2 separate regions of the Homo sapiens genome follow, and region 1 is linked to region 2. A link is a contact called in ENCODE Hi-C or POLR2A ChIA-PET data. All regions are on one chromosome and are shown on one strand. Each heading gives the region's core, a stretch centred on a gene start or an enhancer-like site at or near the end of the contact. The rest is flanking DNA. Distances are from core to core; before and after follow the strand shown. Region 1 holds the start of ALKBH4 (alkB homolog 4, lysine demethylase). Region 2 holds the start of PDAP1 (PDGFA associated protein 1).

Evidence for each region. A loop is a pair of places that touch in the nucleus more often than their neighbours do. ChIA-PET counts read pairs that join two places held with the same protein, here RNA polymerase II (POLR2A). Pooled maps may share reads with other maps.
Region 1: a pooled map shows a loop between it and region 2 (7-fold over the local background). The contact joins the promoter of ALKBH4 here to the promoter of PDAP1 in region 2. A Hi-C loop is called at or near these places in 1 of 50 pooled maps. POLR2A ChIA-PET finds 5 or more read pairs at or near these places in 3 of 52 experiments (GM10248, activated CD8-positive, alpha-beta memory T cell and endothelial cell of umbilical vein).

Annotation. Positions count from the first base shown.
Region 1 is chr7:102,460,490-102,466,112 of GRCh38, forward strand. It overlaps ALKBH4 (alkB homolog 4, lysine demethylase), which reads right to left and starts at 4,374. Exons shown (of 3, transcript NM_017621.4): 1 at 4,225-4,374. The coding sequence starts at 4,347. LRWD1 (leucine rich repeats and WD repeat domain containing 1) reads left to right here and starts at 4,495. Exons shown (of 15, transcript NM_152892.3): 1 at 4,495-4,671; 2 at 5,328-5,562. The coding sequence starts at 4,592. It overlaps MIR5090 (microRNA 5090), which reads left to right and starts at 5,253; the gene lies at 5,253-5,337. RefSeq lists enhancers at 4,117-4,766, 4,896-5,422, 5,046-5,145, 5,423-5,623 and a silencer at 4,276-4,705.
Region 2 is chr7:99,404,930-99,410,185 of GRCh38, forward strand. PDAP1 (PDGFA associated protein 1) reads right to left here and starts at 3,668. Exons shown (of 6, transcript NM_014891.7): 1 at 3,607-3,668; 2 at 1-24. The coding sequence starts at 3,619. It overlaps BUD31 (BUD31 spliceosome associated protein), which reads left to right and starts at 4,040. Exons shown (of 6, transcript NM_003910.4): 1 at 4,040-4,316; 2 at 5,105-5,240. It overlaps MIR12119 (microRNA 12119), which reads left to right and starts at 4,243; the gene lies at 4,243-4,335. RefSeq lists a silencer at 3,437-3,496 and an enhancer at 3,707-4,096.

The DNA.
Region 1 (5,623 bases), core at 3,124-5,623, 3.1 Mb after region 2:
CAGGCTGACCGGGGAAGGCCCGCAGCCCTCTTGAGCTAACACGAATTTGATTGGTTTCCTTTCTCACTTTCCTCCCCTGTAAAAGAGAAGGGTTTGTACAACATGTTTTTCCTTCTCCATTTTACAAAGGAGGCTCAGCAAAGTTAAGGAACCAGCCCGAGGCTGGACAGCACCTCCTGCACTCCCATCTCCTCAGCTGCTTCCAGGAGGCCCCAAACTGCCTGACTACCTTGAATCTGTGCACCCTAATCTCTTTAGGTCTTTGCTGATGCCACCCCGGTGTCCCAGGGGTTGGCCCGTGCCTATCACCAGCGTGAGGGTCACCTAGGAGGGCAGCCAACTTCCCTACAGAGCTGAGCGTTCAGTTGAGCTCCTCAGTGTCCCAACCTCCCTTCTCCTCACTCTTGTCCTCAGGGCACCTTTCCAGACCCAGCATCACCCCTCAATCCTCATACCCTGGGCTGTCACTCAACTCCCACCCCATGTCCCTCTCTGCTCTGCCACCAACCCCGAGGCCTGGCGGTACTCTAAGGGTTCCCCCATGCTAAAGAAAGTCTAGAAACCAGGCCAGGCACGGTGGCTCACACCTGTAATCCCAACACTTTGGGAGGCCAAGGTGGACTGATCACCTGGGGTCAGGAGTTCAAGACCAGCCTGGCCAACATGGCAAAACCCCGTCTCTATTAAAAATACAAAAACTAGCCGGGCGTCGTGGTGCATGCCTGTAATCCCAGCTACTCAGGTGGCTGAGGCAGGAGAATCCCTTGAACCCGGGAGGTGGAGATTGCAGTGAGCCAAGATCGTGCTAGTGGACACCAGCCTGGGTGACACAGTGAGACCCCATCTTGAAAATAATAATAATACTTTTTGTTTGTTTGTTTGTTTGTTTGAGATGGAGTCTCGCTCTGTCACCAGAACTGGAGTGCAGTGGCACGATCTCGGCTCACTGCAACCTCTACCTCCTGGGTTCAAGCGATTCTCCTGCCTCAACCTCCCGAGTAGCTGGGACTACAGGTGCGCGCCACCATGCCCAGCTAATTTTTTTCTTGTATTTTAGTAGAGACGAGGTTTCACCATGTTGACCAGGATGGTCTTGAACTCCTGACCTTGTGATCCTCCCGCCTTGGCCTCCCAAAGTGCTGGGATTACAGGCGTGAACCACCATGCCCAGCCAATAGTAAATTTTTAAAAAAGAGTTTCGCCAATGAAATAGCCAGTATTTGCATCTGTGGCACTGAACATTTTACATGGATTATCTAGTTTCATCCCCAGGACAGCCCCAAGAGGAAGGTACCATAACTATCATGGGCAGGAGGTGTGGAGGTTCTGGCCGGAGTCACCCAGTGAGGACTTCGGAGGCCACCAGAACTCAGCCCTGGGCTCTGTGGCCTGTCTCCTCTTCCTCTTCCATCTCCAGGCTCCTCACACCCTGGGCTGCCACTCACTGTGGGCCGCTGTCTTTCTCTGTTCTTCCCTCCAGGGACCTCAGCCCCTTCCAATGCTTTACTTCCAGCCACCGACTCCAGCTCAGACCCCTCCTGAGATTGGCACTATCTCCTCCTGCTCCTGGGGCCCTCCCACGGGAAACATTAAAACTGGGAGTCCCCCGTGTGTCGGCTGAGCAGGCTGGACTTGTCCGAAAGGCCATGGAGCGCTCTTGAAGGGTTTTAAAGGAGTGACGAGGTCAAATGTGAATTTTAGAAAGATCTGGAGGGGGGAGGGGCAGATATGAAGGGTGGAGGCTGGAAAGCCAGTGAGGAACTGCCCCAGTGCCCTGAGATCCTGGATACCTCACTCTCCTTGTTCCATAGCCATCGGGTTGGGAAGATGTCACCTCCACATGGCCACTGGAACGGGTCAGACTTTCCGCAATTTTTTTCTTTTCTTTTTTTTTGTTTGAGGCAGGGTCTCGCTCTGTCACTCAGGCTGGAGTGTAGTGGCGCTCACAGCTCACTGCAGCCTTGACCTCCTGGGCTCAGGCAATCCTCCCACCTCAGCCTCCCAAGTAACTGGGACTACAAGCACACACCACCACACCTAGCTAATTTTTAAATTTTTTGTAGAGACAGGGTCTTGCTATGTTGTCCAAGCTGGTCTCAAACTCCTAGACTCAGGCGAGCCTCCTGCCTCAGCCTCCCAAAGGGCTGGGATTATAGGCATGAGCCACCGCACCTGGCCCCTTCCACAAATTAAAACTCTTAAGTTCATTCATATTGTTGTACAGCCGTCACCACCATTCAGAACTTTTTCATCTTGCAAAACTGAAACTCTTTCCCTATTAAACAACAGGTCCCCATCTCCCCTTCCTGAGCCCTTGGCAACAACCCTTCTACTTTCTGTCCCTGTGACTACCCTACGTAGCTCACACAACAGGAATCATGCAGTATTTGTCTTCTGTGACTGCTTCCTTAACTTAGCATCGTGTCCCCAAGGTTCGTCCATGCTGTAACATATGTCAAAATGTCCTTTTTTTTTTTTTTTTTTTTGAGACAGGGTCTCACTATGTTGCCCAAGCTGGAGTGCAGTGGCGTGATCACAGCTCACTGCAGCCTTGACCTCCCAGGCTCAAGCAACCCTCCCACCTCAGCCTCCTGGGTAGCTGGGACTACAGGTACGTGTCACCATGTATGGTTAATTTTTTTGTAGAGGTGGGATTTCACCATGTTGCCCATGCTGGTCTCAAACTCCTGGGCTCTGGCAATCTGCCTGCCTCGGTCTCCCAAAGTGCTGGAATTACAGGTGTGAGCCACTGTGCCCGGCCTGTCCTTCCTTTTTAAGGCTGAATAGTATTCTACTATGTGTATGCACCACATTTTGTGGATCAAGTCATCTCTTTTTTTTTTTTTTTTTTTTTTTTTGAGAAGGAGTCTTGCTCTGTCACCTGAGCTGGAGTGCAGTGGTGCGATCTTGGCTCACTGCAACCTCTGCCTCCTGGGTTCAAGCGATTCTCCTGCCTCAGCCTCCCGAGTAGCTGGGATTACAGATGTGCCTCACCAAGCCCGGCAAGTTTTTGTAATTTTAGTAGAGGCAGGGTTTCGCCATGTTAGCCAGGCAGGTCTCAAACTCCTGACCTCAGGTGATCTGCCCACCTCAGCCTCCCAAAGTGCTGGGATTACAGGCGTGAGCCACTGAACCCGGCCCAGGTATCTTGATAGATGCTTGGTTTGCTTCCATCTTTGGGCTGTCATGAATAATGTCGTGAATATGAACATGGGTGTGCAAATATCTCTTCCAGACCCTGCTTTTAGTTCCTTTGGATATATACCCAGAAGCAGGATTGCGGATCATGGGTAATTCTATGTTTAATTCATGAGGCATGCCATGCTGTTTCCATAGGACCTTGGGCACTTTTACCATGGACGTTGGGGCAGTCTTCACTGGCTTACCAGCCTCCACACCTTCATATCTGCCCGTTCCCTTCCCAGGATCTTTCTAAAATTCACATTTGACTTCATCACTCCTTTAAAACCCTTCAAGAGCTCTCCAGGGCCTTTGGGACAAGTCCAGCCTGCTCAGCTGATGCACCGGGGAGCATCTGTGATCAGACCTCCCCCCCCCCACAACCTCTCCAGCCTCATCTCTCTCACCTGAGGCATCACCAATCCACCTTCCTACCCCACGCAGTTTTCTGGGTTGGAATGCCCTTGCAACCAACCACAGTCCTTCCATGCCAGCCCAAAGGCGCTGAGTTCTTTTTCTTTTTTTATTTATTTTCTTTTTGTGAGACAGAGTCTCGCTCTGTCGCCCAGGCTGAAGTGAGGTGGCTCGATCATAGCTCACTGCAGCCTCCAGCTCCTGGGTTGCAGCGATCCTTGAGTTCCTTTTCGTTAGTTAACTGGAATTCACTGTCTCCTTGCCCATTGCAGTCCACGGCCTTCAGGCACCGTTGGACTGGTATTCAGCACCCTCGATCGACCCTTTCCGTGTCATCTCCCTGCAGGCCCGTGAAGCTCCCAGCGCCAGACCCGAGAGGCTACGTCGAGGTTTACAGGCAGATCCCCCCAGAGTCCCCGAGGTGACCTGTAATCGAACCCACCCACGTTCCAGCTCCTTCCCCACTCCCAAGCCCGCTCCTTAAAGCCCTCATCTCCTCACCCTGCATCACCCCTACCGTAAGGGTCCCTCACAGGCTTCGATCCCGGCCCCTATCATGGCCAAGCTGGACCTCAGTTTCCCCAGATGCAGAGCGACGTTTGTGGGCGCGGCCCCTCTCCCACCCCTTACCGCTGGGGGCAGCTCCCAGGGCGGGTCACTGCCGCGCTGCCGCTCGCAGATCAGACAGGTCCGGATGCCCTTGCAACCGCATTCCCGAAGGACTTCGGGGGTCTCGGCGGCAGCCGCCGCCATCGCGCCGTCCGCGTGGCCAGTGCGCAGGCGCGGCCGTGGGGGCCGCTGGGAGTTGTAGTCCGCGCCGGGCGGGGGCACGAGGCCTGGGTTCCGCTTCCTTCCGGTCGTTAACGCCCACGGGCTCGCGCGGCGCCGCCTCCTGGGCTCAGTTACCGCGGACGCCAGTGCCGGGCTCCAGGAGACGCAGGGCGACGCCACACGCCGGGGTGGCCGACTGGGTCAGCGCGGGCTGCGCCTCCTCGCCATGGGCCCCCTCTCGGCGCGGCTGCTAATGCAGCGCGGGCGCCCCAAGAGCGACCGGCTGGGGAAGATCCGGAGTCTGGAGTAAGAGCCGGGCAGCGGGTGAGGCTGTGTCCTCGGGGCCGGGCGGTCGGGGAGAAGAGCGGGGACCCTCCCCAACGGCCCGCTTGTCCCCGTTATCGCCCTCTGGGTTCGGCAGAGTGGTCCAAATGTCTTCTTGTTGGGAGATCGTGGCCCCACCCGCTCGCCGGGAGCCCCGAGGGGCCTCATCCCCTGAAGGGAGCCCGGACAGTTAGGGGCACAGCCTGCCGCTATCGTTAGAGGGCCTGGGAAGCACAGACGAGCCCCCGAAGGATCAGGAAGAGCATCCTAGAGGGGGCTAGGATGCCCCCGAGTCCTAAAGTAGTTGCAGCTTTTTTTTTTTTTTTTTTTTTTTTTTTTTTTTTTTTGTTAAGTGGTGTGGAGTCGGGAGTAGTGGCGCGCGCTTCTAGTCCCAGCTACTCGAGAGGCTGAGGCGGGAGGATCCCTCAGCCCAGGAGTTGGAGGCAGCTGTGAGCTATGATCGCGCCTAGGCGACTGAGTGACACCCCGTCTCTAAAAATAAAGTAACGGGGGGATGGGCGGGGCGGCTACACTTGTACGAGAAATGTCAGGTGAAAAAGCCTTCTGAGGTACCCGGGGCAGATTGGTGTAGGGTGCAAAGCCTGCCCGCCCCCTAAGCCTTCTGCCCCCAACTCCAGCCTGTCAGGATTGGAGCTGCTTTCCGAGCACCTGGACCCCAAACTCCTGTGCCGCCTGACGCAGCTGCAGGAGCTTGACCTGTCTAACAACCACCTGGAGACGCTGCCGGACAACCTGGGCCTGTCCCACCTGCGTGTCCTCCGCTGCGCCAACAACCAGCTGGGGGATGTTACTGCCTTGTGCCAGTTCCCCAAGCTCGAGGAACTCAGCCTGGAGGGCAACCCCTTCCTGACGGTAAGTGGGAGCCTCCCACCAGCTTCATACCTGGGGCCAGGACTCTGTTGGGCTCAGGCTC
Region 2 (5,256 bases), core at 2,418-4,917:
GGCCTTTGTGGCCTCCCTTTCTTCCTGCAGAGACCCGCAGTTTAGGTGAGCGGAAGCAGCTGCCTTGACTGCTCTGACCCCCAGAGGGCTGTGTCCTGCTTGGAGTACTCTCATCGGAGGCCTCACCTACCCCTCACCCAGCACCACCCAAACCGACACCTCCGCCACCCTCATGTGTTCAAAGGCACGCAGGAAGCAACTCGTGACCATCTGATGCATCACCAAACTGTGTACTAAATGCTGGCTCCTACACAGAAGACCGGAGGGGAGAACATGGCGGACGGTGCACTGCAATGACTTGCTACATCCCCTGGTCCCTTACAATCCAAGCATAGTGGACTCAGATGCAACCACAGAAACATGTACCACTTACATCCCTGCCGTCACTATAAGGGCTTTTTACACGATGTTCTGTCACAGCCAGGGGCACTTTTTTTTTTTTTTTTTTGAGACGGAGTCTCGCTCTGTCACCCAAGCTGGAGTGCAGTGGCGCAATCTCGGCTCACCGCAACCTCCACCACCCTGGTTGAAGTGATTCTCCTGCCTCAGCCTCCCGAGTAGCTGGGACTACAGGCGTGCACCACTATGCCCAGCTTATTTATTTATTTTTAGTAGAGATGGGGTTTAACCATGTTGGTTGGCTAGAATGGTCTTGATCTCTTGACCTCGTGATCTGCCCACCTCAGCCTCCCAAAGTGCTGGGATTACAGGTGTGAGCCACCGCGCCCAGCCAGCCAGGGGCACAGTTGATCCTCGGAACAAACCTATGGTACAGGGGTGATAGCTGGTCCCATTTCATAGACCAGGAGACTTAGACCAAAGCAGACTGCGAAACACCACGAAGTTTAGAGTCCAACTCCCAGGTTCTACGCTTACTGGCTTGATGACTTTGGGCAGGTATTTAACCTCTCAGTCTCAGTTTCCTCATCTGTGTCCCTACCTTACAGGGTTGTCACAAAGATAGATGAATTAATCAATATACAGAAAGCTGCTGGAACAGTGCCTGCTACTGAATAAGCACTACAAAAATGTTCGCTAATATCCAGGCACAGTGGCTGATGCCTGTAATCCCAGCACTTTGGGAGGCCAAGGCGGGCAGATCACTTGAGGCCAGTTCAAGACCAGCCTGGTCAACATGGTGAAACCCCCTCACTACTAAAAATACAAAAATTAGCTGGGCATGGTGTCACATGTTTGTAATCCCAGCTACTTGGGAGGCTGAGAAAGGAGAATCGCTTGAACCCAGGAGGCAGAGGTTGCAGTAGCCGAGATTGAGCCACTGCACTCCAGCCTGGGCCACAGAGCGAGACTCCGTCTCAAAAAAATAAAAAAATCGCTGTTCGTTACTTTTCCCTCTAATCTAGTATTTGGTGGAAAAACAACAACAAAAGCACCACTGAGCACATAAGCAATTTACTGCAGATGTTGGAAACACAATAAAATACCTTGTGTTCACCTTAGTAGTATGGCAAAAAGAGAATACTTAAGGGAAAAAAAAGAAACCCAAACCTACAGGCAAAAACTTTGTGCTTAGACTAAGAAATGACTGGCAAAGTACAGATGAAAACAAACCTGACTACACAGTCTAAAAGTTAAAAATGTGACTAGCAGTTAAAGTGTCAGTTTTATAGTCTGACCCTCTTCAGCCAGAACACCAGGCTGACCCTTGCTTAAGCCATCAGCCAGTTTTAAAGCAAGGTGGCATCCCCCTCTGCTGGTCCCCAAGTATGCAAGGGTGGCTGTGGCCTCAACTTCCACACAGGAAGCTGAGGCCCACCTGATTTCCATAGTCTGTCTCTGTGAGCAGAGACTCTGTAATCAGCCAGAGTTGCTCTGCACTCCAGAGGCGGTAGCAGAGATACTGGCCTCCTCTGATTCCTTACAGCAGCTGCAAAGCCATAATTGGGCTGCTAAAGATCACACCACCCATTTTTAATGACTACCTAGGTTCCCAGGGGTGTCTAAGTCTATGCTTATTAAAGTCCTATTGTGAGAGAGCAAGTGTGCCAAGAAAAAAACCAACACCCTTTCTTGCTCTCTTAATACACCAGGCAACAGTAACAACTCAAAATTGATTACTATAGGCTCTCCTCTCATGCACTTGGCTATGGGACCCTGACCTTAGCTTGGTCCACAGTAATTTTATAGTAGACTCTTCAAGACTTTAAAAAACGATTTGCACTTAACATAATGGAAACAAGCGTTGGTCCTTTGCTCTTAGGGAGTTTGATACTTTTAACACCTTCACGGTTTTTTGTGGTTTTCAGATTAACCCAAGAAAATGTAAACCTTGTCTACCCCAAAAAGCTTTTCACAAGCCCAAAGACCATTTAGCTATGAATTCATATTTAAGGTTTTATCGTTGTAACCTCCAACCTTTACCCAAAGTATCCATTAAGTAAAACTTCGGAGGGAGGATGGCTCATTCAGCAACCTCCTTTTACAGATGAAGGGACTGGGGAACAATAGCAGAGAGACTTTTCCAGCCACAGAATAAATCAGTAGAGAGCTAGGTTTAAACACATTTAGCTCTGTAATGCCCAATTATCTCTGGAGTCAGGAAGCGATTTAGGTTTGAAAACGCTACAGGCAGATGTTTCTGTGGGTTGAGTGCATTAACCAATATAACACATGAGCTACCAACACAAATATATTTGTTCTGTGCCAGGAGGTGGCCAGGCACTTTATGAGCGCTATAATTTTACCACCCCGGCCCCAATTCAACAAGCTAAGGATTAGCCCAGTGTTTCAGATGAGGAAGAGGTTAACTTGTTCAGGGCCACAGAATTAGACGTGACATAGCTGGGATTCAAACTGGGGACTATCGATTCTAAAGGGGGAAACAGGATAGAGAACGGGCTAGAAGATAGAGGACGGGCTACAATGGACTGGGCAGTCATGAACCTACTTACAAGATCAAGAGCTGGCAAAGCCTTAAAAATAAGAATAGTTACTGCTTCACTGGGCACTTTTAACGACTGCCTGGCACTGTACTGCGCACTCCACGTGGATTACCTAGTTGAAGCCTCCCAACAGTACTAAGAGGTAGGTACAATCGTTATTCCCATTGGCAAATGAGAAAACGGAGACACAGGAGGTGGAGCGACTGGCTCAAAGGAACACACCGAGCCGCTACCGAACGGGGGAGTCGAAACCAGGTCTGGAAGGCTCATGGGCATCTCCTTAAGTCCTCCTAGGCAGGCCTGGCTGAACCGAAGCCAGAAAAAGCCCACGTTTTACGCGAGAGGCAGGCGGGCCCGGCACAAGCGCGGGACGCGGTGACTCAGTTCCTAGCCAGCCAAAGAGTGGGATAAATTCCAGAACCCCTAGACCCGGAGAAGCGCATCCTAGATCCGGCTTTCTAGGCCGGCGAGGACCCAGAGCTTCCGAAACTCCTCAGACCACTGACGGAGTGACTCTGGGACACCACAGTCCTCAGTTTCCCCATCGGGACAATTGGGCGTCGAGGCCCAGGCCTGGCTCTCAGCCGGTGCGGACAGCCTCCCTCTGCGCTGCTCTCAGAGACGCGCACGGGCTGAGGGGACAGCGGAAGCCGGACCTGGGCCGCCCCTCCAGGCCTGCGGGCCACCGGCGCCCGCCCCTCACCTCCTTTAGGCATTGCGGCTCCGGCGGCTGCGGCGGCGGCGGCGGCGCCTCGAACTGACACCGGAACCGGAAATAGCTTGGGCTCGACTTCTTCCTCCTGGGCCAGCCGCCGCCGCCGCTTCAGTGGCCGCAGTGGCCGCAAGGACCCGGACCTCAGGGAGGCCTCCGCACGAAGTCGGACCGTCCTGCGCGCCGCCTAAGTCCAGGCTTGCCCGTCTGCTGCCAGGCAACAACGCCCCTAGTCTCTCCGTTCGGGAAGACGCGTGGCCCTGCCTGCCACCCACCGGAAGTGAGGGCAAATGGCAACAGCGGCTCTGGAATTCTATACAGGCATTGCTGAGGACACCTAAGATGACGCAATCTCCGCGCGGGTAGGGCGGGGCTCCGCAAGGACCTCATGCCTTAGAGATCGCCTGAAGAGCGGAAGCCTTCTGTCGAGAAGCAGCTACCCAAGCTCCAGGAGCTTCCGGTATGTGTTTTCCCTCTGTTCTCGATTACCTTGGCAACGGCTGAGGCGGGAGACCGGTGGTCTGCACCGTCCTGGAGGGAGATATGAGTGGCTGGACTCTCAGCCAGCCACTGGGATGTGTTCGGGCTTTGGACCTTGAGGCCGGAGAGAGCTCCCGAGAGGAGGCGGCGCCACGTTCGTTCTTCTGAGGGGACGGTAGATTTGGGGGTTTTCCTCTAGGATTCTCGCGCCGTTTCCTCTGGTAGGAACGTCTTCTGTGTTCTGATTGTTTTTCTAAGCTGGGTTCAGATGCTGTCCTTTTTATGAGTTTTCCCTACAATCCTGCACTATCTTCCTTCGCTCCTCCTCGCCTCCTTCCCCTAGCGCCCCAATCTCTCTTACACCTCCCGGCACATCTTTCTTCTCGATCTGATTACCTCCTACGTCCTCTTTCTCCTCGATCTGGTTACCGCCTACCATTTTCACCTCCGAGAGGCCTCTTCTGACTTCCAGGCTGGATCAGGGCCCTCGAATTTCCCTGGGTCGTAGAAAAGCGATCATTCTCTTGTCACAGACTATGCGCCTTGGGGCCGAGACCAGAATTCACCTATTTTTAGCTTCAGCGTAGGGGAGACTAGTGCGAAGACCACTGATTTGGGAGTCAGGAGCCCTCCAGAGTCAGGTTTTGCAAATTCTCAGCTGTGTGACCCTGATTCTACCTTATAGAGTTTGATTCCTCCTCTATATGGTTGTTTTAGAGAGTTCATGAGAGGAGGCTCTGTGGGCGGGGGGGGGGTGGGTCTTTGTAAAGTGTCAGTACAGAAGGGAGTGACTGAATGAATTTGAGAGAGATGAATCTGTTATGCTGAAAGGTAAATACTTAACCTGGGTTCTCTCTGGCAGCAAGGAAATGCTGTGTGGTTTGAAAAACGCTTTGCTATTTAGATTGGGATCGGCCTCTTGTATGGGAACTACCTGACTTTATGTAATATGTTGTTTGGTGTGAAAGAGACCTTGGCAATCAGCCAATCCACTGCCCTCATTTTACAGAAGAAACAGGACCAGAGAGGGAAGGTGACCTGAAAGTCACAGAATAATTTTTTAGAGCTGAACAAGAATCCAAGCCTGCAACTGCAGAGACGAGAGATCTTTCTGCTGTCTATACTCTTGGAAAGCACATCCTAAGGTACTTTGATTTTACA